Linked DNA regions of Mus musculus: region 1 is linked to region 2. Evidence: chromatin contacts called from ENCODE Hi-C or POLR2A ChIA-PET data. All regions are on one chromosome and are shown on one strand. The core of a region is the stretch at or near the end of the contact, and the rest is flanking DNA. Distances in the headings are between cores, read along the strand shown. Region 1 overlaps Gdpd5 (glycerophosphodiester phosphodiesterase domain containing 5). Region 2 holds the start of Wnt11 (wingless-type MMTV integration site family, member 11).

What was found. A loop is a pair of places that touch in the nucleus more often than their neighbours do. ChIA-PET counts read pairs that join two places held with the same protein, here RNA polymerase II (POLR2A).
Region 1: a loop to region 2 is called in a map of mouse embryonic stem cell, with 3 times the contacts of the local background. The contact joins the enhancer-like site here to the promoter of Wnt11 in region 2. A Hi-C loop is called at or near these places in 1 of 37 maps with a recorded cell type or tissue (mouse embryonic stem cell). POLR2A ChIA-PET finds 5 or more read pairs at or near these places in 1 of 5 experiments (embryonic stem cell).

Annotation. Positions count from the first base shown.
Region 1 is chr7:99,408,053-99,413,684 of GRCm38, forward strand. It overlaps Gdpd5 (glycerophosphodiester phosphodiesterase domain containing 5), which reads left to right. Exons shown (of 18, transcript NM_201352.3): 3 at 2,357-2,439. Among named protein-coding and RNA genes, the nearest start is that of Gdpd5, 29 kb to the left of the region's middle. Within about 2 kb of position 2,484, at least 1 of the 3 ENCODE cell types and tissues checked has a DNase peak (open chromatin) inside an H3K27ac peak, as active enhancers do.
Region 2 is chr7:98,837,361-98,842,635 of GRCm38, forward strand. Wnt11 (wingless-type MMTV integration site family, member 11) reads left to right here and starts at 1,485. Exons shown (of 5, transcript NM_009519.2): 1 at 1,485-1,830. The coding sequence starts at 1,748.

The DNA.
Region 1 (5,632 bases), core at 1,234-3,733, 570 kb after region 2:
ACTGGGAGCCACGAGCCCAGGTGGAGGTTATGAGACAGCTGTGTCACCTCGGTGTGGGTCCATCACATTTCCTCTTCCATGCTTGCATCTCTGGTGACCATATGGCTTCCCTGCCCCCTCTCTGTGCCTCCATACCCAAGTGTGTCCAATGTCTCCTGCTGACAGTGATGTTTTATACAACTCAGTATTGAAGGGTTTATCCCAAGAGATCATGGATTATGGGACTCAGTTGGTAGAGTGCTTTCCTAGCACACACAAAGTCCCGGGTTCGAATCCTGGGCACCGCATCACTGTGCGTGGTGGCACACACCGGCCATCTGAGCACTTGACAGGTGGAGGCAGGAGGACAGAAGTCCAAGATCATCTGGAGCTCCACAGGGAGCCTGGGGTCAGCTGGGCTGTGTGAGACCCAGTCTCTAAACAGGCAAACAACATACTCTGGAGTAAGAGCAAGTTTAAGGACTGGGTCCGTGGCTCAGGGGAAAGTGCTTGCTGTGCAAGTGTGAGGCCTGGAGTTCAAATCCCCAGGACCTGTGTGAACCTGGCGGGCGAGCATGGAGGTCTGCCTGTAATTCTAGGGCTCAGGAGGCAGAGATGAAGAACCTCTGGAGCAAGCTCGCTAGCCAAACTGTCCATATCAGCAAGTTTGGATTCAAATAAGAGACTGTGCCTCATGTTAACTTTAGGTGTGTACATGTACATGCACAAATGTGTGCCTACACACATGAACATCCATACACACATATGTTACACACACACACACACACACACACATACACACACACACACACACATATTCATGAGAAAAAATTTAAAACTCCACACAGCAAAACTACACAGTGGGAAAAAAAAAACATTAAAGGAGAAATGGAAAAGACATCTGGGTGAGTCTCTGCTATAATCCTAACCCTTAAGGCCAAGGCAGAGGGACTGCTTCAAGTTTGAGAGCATTCTGGGCCTGACTCTGTCTCAGTAGATGAAAAGAGGAGGTGGGCAGGGATTGGGGGTTAATTTGAACTTTGCCACCTTGCTGGGTGTGCCCACTTCCTAGGGCCTCTGCTTTATTTTTTAGGAAACTGTTGCATTTTAATGTGTGTGTGCATATGTGTGGTGTGTGTGTGTGTGTGTGTGTGTGTGTGTGTGTGTGTGTGATGTTGTGGGGGGGCATTCTCAAGTCTGAGCCACCCTGCTCTGTTTACATCCCTCTGCCACAAGCCTGAGGATCCATCCCTGATGTAGATAAAGGAAAGAAGTGTTTTTCTTTATTTGTTCCATTTTTTTCTAGAGGTGGGGGCTTGAACCCAGGGCCTTGGTGAGTGCTGTAACACAAGCCTTCTTTTAACTTATAAAATATTTGAGATATCCCATAAGTTGTCCCAACTGTCCTTCAGTCATTCTGTAAGCCCAAGGCCTTGAACTTTTTGATCCTTCTGCCTTGGTCTCCTGATTATCTAGGTTTACAGACTTGCATTAACAAGCCTGTGTCAATAAGCGTGCTTTGTAAACTATAAAGTACGTCACATCCCTAGGATTGAAGGGGCAGGCATGGGGTGGCGGGGGCGGGTGTTTGCGTCTGTGTCTACATGCTGTCTCTGGACCCAACCCCTCCTGCCCACTCTGAAGCTGGTATGTACTTCATGCTGGCTCCAAGATCTGAGTGGGTTGGGGAGAGCTGTCAAACTGACAAGGGCCCAGACCTCAGCCATTGCTGCTCTTTGTGACACAGAAAGGCCCTGGCCCTGCCAGGCTTGGCTTCCCTGAATAGGCAAGGTGGCAATGTCCTCTAAAGCTTGAAATGCTGGCCTGAGGCCCCTTCCTCTACCTTCCACTTGTATAGCCGGTCTCTCCTCATAGCGCCTAGGTGTGGGGTGTTGGGGGACTGTCCTGCTGGCTGTGGGAGCTTCAGGGAGACAATGCATGAGTCAGACCCAGGCACATAATTGTGGTGCCCCAGATCCCACCAGCCCTCCCCTGGCAGCTTCCTTGGAAGAACAGCTGGTCTCACAGCTCCCGAGGAAGCATGAAGATTTATGTCCCAGCACAGCAGCACCTGCAGCCTCTTCTCTTGGGGCCTTGCAAGGGGCATGGGTGTTCAAGGAACAGGTTCTCTGGCCTTGGCCTGCAGGAATGGAAATGGGACTATGTGTCCTGATCTCAGGGCCCAGGATATGATCAGCTACCAACTTTATGGCTTCCCTAATTCGCCTGGGACTAGGGGTTACCTACCCATCAGCAGGCCCACCTCCAGCAGGGGGTGGGCAGCATTACTGGGGGGACAGTACCAGGGCATGGCTCATTAAAGCTAGGTGTGGAAGACGCTGGGTGGGAGTTAAAGTTTGTTGCCTTGTCTCCTCAGCTCTTCGAGTGAAGTGACATCACCGTCTCCGTGGACAGGACACCCCTGGAGTGCAGCCCATAGCCGCCTGGACCTTCTTCCAGGTAAAGAAAGAAGAATGGGAGGAAGTGGGGTGAGGGAAAGGAAGTCGAAACAGGCTACAGAGAACAGGCCCCCTGTCTGCTTCTGAAACAATGTCTGCTTCTCCCTTGGGGAAGAACTCTACAACTTAGGAAGAGAACGAGGAGAAACAGGAAGGTTGTCCCATTTATATAGAGATAAGGAAAGTGCAGCGCCAAGAACAGGGGCTCCTTGCTAGGTACGGGGTCTACATTCTAGGTCTTGTCTGATGTCGTAGCTCACCTGTAACAGCCCGTGAAGTTGATGTCTTATCCCCATGTTATAAATCAGGAAACTGAAGCATTTGGTCACTTGCCCAGTTAACTAAGTAGGAAATCTGGGGTTTGAACCTAAGCAGTGTAGTCTTGTCTGCAGCCTCAATAGCTCATATTAGCTGGTCCTTTGAACTCCACTTTGGGGCTTTTAATGAGCTCACAGCCTCAGAGAGGAGAGCCTAGAGAAAGCCGTGCTTCAGTCAAGGGAAGGAATGGCAAATGGTGGACCTGGAGGCCTGCGCTATGGAACTGCCCTGAGCCCCAAGGTGGGCCTGCTGACTCCTGAGAAATTCTTCCTCAACAGCCAATCAAGGCTTTCTCTAATCACCAGAAAGGATGGTTGGACCTTTGAACAAGGTGAAGACAGGTTTAGGCCTCGTGTTCTGAGACATGCCTAGGCAGAGAGAGACTGCTTCTCTTTGCAGAATGCAGTGGGGAAGAGAGAGGCAGTAATAATGGGAGGAGGATGGGGGAGGGGCAGGGAGGAGATGATGGGGGAGGGGAAGACAGGGGAGGAGATCCTGCACACTGCCTGAGGTCACCCTCACCGGACCCGGGATAAAAGCATGCGAACCTGCATCAGGAGCTTAAGAAAACAATTTCAGGAGAAAAGTGCCTAATTTGAGGAGTTCTTTTCTTGTTGTTGTTGTTGTTTTAAGCAGTGTAGTTCTTTTCCTATAAGTCAGGAAACAACTAATGATTATTACTCAAAGGCAGAGTTCAGCTTAGACTCAGGAATAGCTCTGTAGCTGTGGGGTTGATTGATTTAGAGACAGAACCTTGTTGTGTAGTCTGGCCTTGAACTCTGTCCTGCCTTAGCTGAGGTTAGGCATGTGTGCACCTGCTAGTCGTGTGATTTTAACAACTGATTGGTTTCTCTTTCCTTGTTTTGCACATTTAACCAGTTTTTCCCACTGGAAAACACATAGCCGTCTGCTTAATGTCTAACCCAGTGTGTGATACCCAGGTCCCCTGTTACAGTGACTCCTTGGCAGGGAGAGGTCTGTGGTGTCTTGTGTCCCTATCACGGGGTTCAGGGTGGCAGATACTTGGGGCTTCAGATAAGTAGCCACAAGAGGCTGGAGTCAGGACAGAAGTAGCTGATGATCAAGTACTGAGATCGGTAATGCCTCTCAGGGCTTGGCCAGTCCATGTGAGCCCAGAGGCAGAGGCAGAGGCAGAGGCAGAGGCAGAGGCAGAGGCAGAGGCAGAGGCAGAGGCAGAGGCAGAGGCAGAGGCAGAGGCAGAGGCAGAGGCAGAGGCAGAGGCAGAGGCAGAGGCAGAGGCAGAGGCAGAGGCAGAGGCAGAGGCAGAGGCAGAGGCAGAGGCAGAGGCAGAGGCAGAGGCAGAGGCAGAGGCAGAGGCAGAGGCAGAGGCAGAGGCAGAGGCAGAGGCAGAGGCAGAGGCAGAGGCAGAGGCAGAGGCAGAGGCAGAGGCAGAGGCAGAGGCAGAGGCAGAAGCAGAGGCTATGGGACAGGGCGTCTCAGCCCAGGGCTTGCACCAGGCCTCTGTGTTAGTGTGAATGGGAGCTAGGGACAGGGGCAATAAAGTGGTCAGTGACTTGCCTCCTGCCTGGTGAGGAAGGAGGAGGGAATGGAGACTTCCAGGTTGGTAAACAAGAGGGAAAGTAACCCCCTTTCTCCTCAGAGTCCCAGAGGGAGGCATGAGAGAAAGCCAGCTGAGCCCTGTGACTGAAACTCTAGGCTGTTGAGCAAAGCCCTGAACACTGAGAGTAGATGAGAGGGTGGTGAGTCAGACCATTCTAACACTCACTCACTCACTCACACACACACACACACACACACACACACACACACGATAGTCCTCAAGACTCAACCAAAGGTCTTCAGGATGCTTACAGGTTCTGATTGTTCAGGGAGAACCTGACAGTGCTCCTGAGAGCAGAGAGCCAAGACAGGGGCAGGAACTCCTCCCAGGACAACCTTCCAGCAGTCTTGATGGCCTGGAGAGGCTGCCCAAGTTTCCAGAGAGTTAGGACCACCATACGAGCCTGTCTAAGGAGACAGCATAGGCACTATTGCTGCACAAGGCCGTCTGCCTGGAGGAGAGATGAGAGAGTAACACTATGACTTCATTGGTCCAAAATTTGTAACTTCCTGATTCTGAAATCCTAGTCTGCTTGCTCTAGAATTCTATGGTTGTGGGCATCTTGGGAGAACTGATTTTTAAAGACATTTACTTATTCATTCATTTATTTTAAGACAGGGCTTGTTATGTCGTTAAGGCTGGCCTTAAACTCATGTTCTTACTTTCCTGCCTTACTGAGTGCTCGGGATATGCTCGGCTGTGTGAGCTGATGTTGAGATTGGTTTGGGACATATAAAAGGCCTGAAGTCTATGGTTTTGTGAAGAAAAGCTCTGTTCTCTGGGTAGGACTAGTCATTCTTTTATTGAGATAGTATCTCACTAGGTGGCTGGCTGGCCTGGAACTCACTATGCAGACCAGGCTAGTTATGGACTCACATAGATCTACCTGTCTCTGCTTCTGCTTCCCAAGTGCTGGGACTAAAGGCATGTGTCACACTGTGCCTGGCTGGGCTGGCCACTCCTGTTGACTCTTCAGTCCTGTGCTTGTGACTTGTAGCAGTGTTCTTAATGCTGAAACCCTGTAATACAGTTCCTCATATTGTGGTGACCCCAATGTAAGAAACTATTTTCATTGCTATTTCATAGCTGTTATTTTATTACTGTTAGAAATGATGATATAATTATTTTTGGATTTTTTGGGTTTGTCAGAGGGGTTGTGACTCACAGGTTAAGAACTGATAACCTAGAAGAACAGGTCTCTACAGTCTTTGAGTCCTGAGAGAATCCAAGGCCTCTAGGCAAGTACTTGGGCCTGTCAAACCCATTGCCTTGACTGTCTCCCAAGCACAGTTTT
Region 2 (5,275 bases), core at 235-2,734:
CAACAGGGAGGGAAAGATCTGGATACGGAAGAGGTAAGAGGAAGATTCGGACTGCACCAAAAATCCCGTTGAGACCCCAGCTTGGAGTCGTGTTTGTGCCAAGCATTTCAGACTTGGGGGACTCTGTGAAGGGGGGGGGGTAATTCAAGGTTTTCTGCTTGAATTCCTCTGGATTCTGCCAGAAGGCCCCAGAAAACTATGACGTTTCAAACGTGTGTGTGTGTGTGTGTGTGTGTGTGTGTGTGTGTTCAAGCCTGTACATTTGAAACACACAGGCGTGCATAGGCTACACAGGTATGTATAATAATAGCGGATACAGAGAGAAGATCAGACGAAGATCAGAAAGCTGGAGTCCAGGTCTTTGCTTTTTAATAAAAGGGAAAACTTAGGCTGGGGTGGTTGAGGAATTGCCCAAACTCACAGAGCCAGATGAGAACCGCTCTTCCCTGTTCCAGAGACCCCCCCCCCCCCAAGTCTGGCACCTCCTTCCTCAGACTCTGTAGACCCTTTTGGAAGGAATCCCTTTGTCCTTGCTGCTCCAGAGAGGAGAGGGGCTGTGTATGACTCGGGGCGAATGCCAGGTGTTGGTAAATTTGGGAGAAGCCTGGAAGGGAGTTAATGAGGTGAGAATGATGAGAAGGGAGTCAAGCCTCAGAAAGCAGCTCCGCAGGCTGCAAGCGGGCGGGGTGGCGGCTCCTCCGCGGCCCTAGCTCGCCGCCTGGCGGTCCCAGAATCAACCTCTTGCAGGCCTGGAGCTTCCCTGCTCTGCTAGGGAGCTTTGGCGCTGCCTCGTCCGGACCGAGGCACTGAAGTGGCAAGTCTGAAGTAGCTCTTCAGGCGCTGGAGATGCCTCAGTGTGTAAAGAGCACCCACCTCCACCCCATTTTTGCAGTTTCCCCTTCCCTTACTGGAAAGTAGGTGCCCAGAAATAGCACCGTCTTCTGTGTTCTCCCTGCCCTTAGCTTACCCGGCACAGGTAGACAAAATAGCTCAACAGCCCAGCACCAGACGGGTGCTCACTAACTGAACAGCCTAACAACTAACTGAACAGATGTTTCCACATCTCTGGGCCTCGGTTTCCTCATCTGAGATGGATGGAGTGACAATACCCATCACAGGTCTGAGAGGAGTAAAGATGGCTGGCTACACTGGGAGACTGTTCTCTGTAAAAGGAGAATTCTGCTCAGATCACCCCATTCGCAGATGAATAAACTGTAGACTCATTAAAGCTGCAATAACTAATAATCGATATCGTGGATTAGTATAGGAGCCTAAATCATATTCCGGATCAGTTCCTCTCCTTGCGGTCGCTACGTCAGTTGGTTTTCGCGCTGCTGCTGGTGGTGGGGTCTCCTCCTTGCGGTCCTCTCCAGACTCTCTGCTGGGTCTCCCGAGAACCTCCTATCTGCTTCACCCTGTCCTTCCTGGGCCGCTCAACCCTGATCTGCCCTGGGCGACACGCCCTCGGCCGCGCTAGGGTCTCACCTAATCCGAGCCTGACGCCGGCGGGTCTCGGGCGGTTCGGGGAGAGAGCGGACTCCTTCCTCGCTCAGCCTCCCCGGCCCGACCCCTCCTTTGTAATTTGAATAAAACGCCTCCCAGCCCGCGCGCCGCCTTAACCCGCCGCCCTGTTCTCCGTGATTGCAGGCGGCGTGCGCGCAGGAACAGCAGCGGTGGCCTGCAGGCGGCGGAGTTCGGTGCGGCTCCTGCAGGGTGCGACCCCCGGGAGCGCCGGGCGCGCGCGACGATGAGGGCGCGGCCGCAGGTCTGCGAGGCTCTGCTCTTTGCCTTGGCGCTCCACACCGGCGTGTGCTATGGCATCAAGTGGCTGTAAGTAGGACTCCGTTTTCACTCCAATGGGCCATTGGGCGAGAAGCTGGAGAGGTTGGGTGAGCCCACCAAAATCTGCGAGGCTAAGTTGGCTTGGGCGTCGTGGGCGAGCCGTTCTTAGCTCGGCGACTTCTTCTGTGATATGCTGTTCTTACCCTCCGCGGGCTTGCGAAGTGGGTGAGCGGATTTTCTCATCCAGGCCAGGGTTGCTCAAAGGCCAGTGAGGGACTAGGGAAACATCCTCTCCAAGTGGCACAACTCAGAGAGAGTCTGCTCAGTTCAGGACACAGGGTCCAGTTCGGGATCATGGCCTGTCAGCCTCCAGGAGGTCTGCTAAGAGAGTTTTGACCCCTTCCACCTGGGGACCTTGGGGGAAGTGTCACCTTCTGGGGCCTCCGAGTACTCGGTCTGTCAGAAGGATAGTTAGTACCGGCTCCTTGGGATCTGATTGGAGACTCCCTAAAGAGCTGCTGAAGGTCCGAAGCTAAGGGATGTCCTGGAAGGATAAATGGTCGCTGGGGGCAATTTTCCTGGTTTCCTCGTGCAGTGCTAGTTCCTCCTGTGGTGGCTGCCGTAGGCAGTGTGAAAGGAGTGGGATATGGGGAAAGGCAGCCCCTTCCTGAAGGATCTGTCCCTGGGCTGGGAGAGATAAGCCCGGGCTGTAAATAACTTTCCAGGGGTTGTAAGAGTGGAGGCTCCGGGGCTCGGAGGAGGGCAGCCTGGTTGGGTCACCCATGAGGGTTACAGAGATTTTCTAGAGGCTGCCACTTTTGGCTGCACAAGTGAGGAGTTTGGCAGGTAGGAGATATGGAGGACACTCTCAGAGTACAGTGCCCGGAGTGGGAGAGTCAAGAACAGGAATGTGTCTGCCTTGCTCAGGTCATGGTTAGGGAGCCTGCAGATCAAACAAGGGATTGATAGATTATGGGCACTGAAGAGGGTCGGTCCAGGAATTCGCTTTGAAGAAGGAATTACTGCAACACACTGAACCTCTGGAAAACTGGAGGTTCCTGGTCCAGCCTTTTCTGGTGCTGAGTTCTTGATTAAATAATTCGGGAGGGAAATCCCATCTTCTTGTACTTCTGGTTTACAAGAAAGGGGGTCTGTCCTGGGCCAGGCTCCTTCGAACCTCCTCCTGCTGCTGTCAGGCACTCTTGCTTATTGGGCTGGGCACAAGTCAGTGAGAGAAGCCCCTTCAGCCATTGCTTTACAGACCAGGGGATGAGGTGAAGAGAAGGAAGGGGTTGCTGAGAGCTACAGGGGCCTTCATGGCCTAGCACCAAGCTTGGGTGACTTGTTTTGTTTATAGAGTCCTGGGGACACAACTCTCATCTCTCTTTATCTGCCCTACAAAGGGCGTCCTGAGGTTCTAAGGATTCATGTGACACACACAGTCCCAAGCTGGCGTGTGCTGGGGATGGGGTGGGGTACGAGGCCGGCTGAGAGCAACACCCAGTTTTGCTCTACTACGTCTAAGCCTTGACACACATGGGCACAGCTCAGAGTCTGCACTCAAGACATCCCCCAGGGAGGACTTGACGGGCAGAGATGGAATGTGAAGCAGGTGTCCCAGGCTGGAGGAAGAACAAGGACAGAAGTATGGGGGCAGGAGCATCCCCTGTCCCCTGCAGGGAGCAGGGACCACAGGGTGTCCTATTACACAGCTCTGAGAGCTGCAGGCCTCTATCTGATTTGTTAACACTCCATGAGATAGGTGACAGACTGACTTTTCGTTGCTTCACAATAAGGAAGTTAAGGTATAGAGATGGTAAGTAGCGGCCACAAGGTCACATGCTGGCCCTGTGGCTGTGAGATCAGAGGAACCCAAGCAGAGGGCTTACGAGGCTAACCCTTGATAATGGTTGAACTATTACTGCAGCTGGAAAATAGAGGGCCTGGGAGAAGCAAAGCTTAAGAATAGTATAGCCAAGCTTGGTGGCAGAGGCTGGTAATCTCAGCTACTGAAGGGGCTGAGGCAGGAGGATTGCAAGTTCAGTGCCTAGCCAAGGTACAGGTTCATTCAAAGCCAGCCAGAGCCACGTGGTGAGACTCTGCCTTAACATTTAAAAATAATGATAAGGGTTGGGAGTACAGCCCAGCATGTGCGAGGCCCTGGGTTCAGCCCCCTGCCCGTGGGGGGAAGAGTGGGAGCAGGCATAGGCACTTGTGCACACAGATGCAGCCTTGCTGGGTGCCGGGTGCTATTTTTGACATACATACGGCTTCTTTTCAGTCTCCCAATCTGTGTTGTGTGTTCTGCTTTCCTGAGCCCCTCTGCCCAGCAGAGGAAAGGAACACCTTGGAGGATCTTTAGCAGAGTTTCATAGCCAATGAGGAGTAGAGCAGACCTTTGGGTTGGGCTGTTGGTAGAAGGAAGTCCCGGGACAGTTGTGCAGTGGGGGTAGGGACTCGTCAGGGCCAGCTGTCCTGGGGCAGTCCTGGGGACCATGTGTGCAGGCTTGGAAAGTGACCTGGAGATGAAAGGGACATTTGACACAAGAACTGAAACCAGATGTGAGTTGGTGGCCTGAGGTGCCCACCTGGTGGGCTTCTGGGACAGACAAGCTAAACAGGTGGGATCAGGGATTGGGGAGCAGGGTCGAAATCTGACTGCCTGGTGATCCTGGTGATACACTGAGAACCTTAAGCATTGCCTCCAAAGCCAGGGGTGGAGGGAAACCATGATGGGTCAAATGTGGGGAGGGATGGGGTGGGGGAGATGTGAGCCTCTTGCTCCCTCTGGTGGAGGGGTTGGGGAAGAAAGACCCCTGGCCAGCTAAGGGACTTTGATAGGCTGTTCTCTCCACAGCTGGCAGTACTGAGCCTGCCACTCAGTAAGGGCGGGGCCTCTCTAGGAAGAGTCTTAAGAGGCTCTGGCAGGAATGCAGCGGCTCTGAAGTAGGGCAGCAAGAGCGCCAGCCTAGGAATCCATGTTTAGCTTAAGTGATCACTTTCTGTCAGGCAGACCTTGGTCAAGACTTCAGTCTCTCTGTACCTCAGCTTCTCAGCTCTGACACAGGCCAGAGGAAGTCCTGGTCTGGGGTCTGGGAGGTTTAGCTTCTAGCTGGGATCTGCCTCTAATAGGCTGCACACAGAAGTGGGCAAGTTCTGCTCTCCCTCACCGGGGTTGATAGCACATGGGATCTTTTTTTCCACTTTGGCTAGCAAGTGTCTGGCCAAGGCCACCAGCTAGGGCTCTTTTTAAGGCTAATCCTGTGCCTGTGGAGCCAGTTGGGGCCTCAGAGGTCTAGGCAGCGCCTGCTAGGCAGGACTGGAGCTACAGCTTAGAGGTTACCAACCTTCATCCAGTTCAGTCGTCCCCTCTGTGCAGTGCAGGGAAGGAGCTGGCCTTGTTCGTTGTGGTTCTAAGATCCTAAGACAAGTTCCTGGGGAGATTCTGGGACCCCTGTTCCCTGGTTCTTCTCCTTGGAACTGGTAGCTTCAT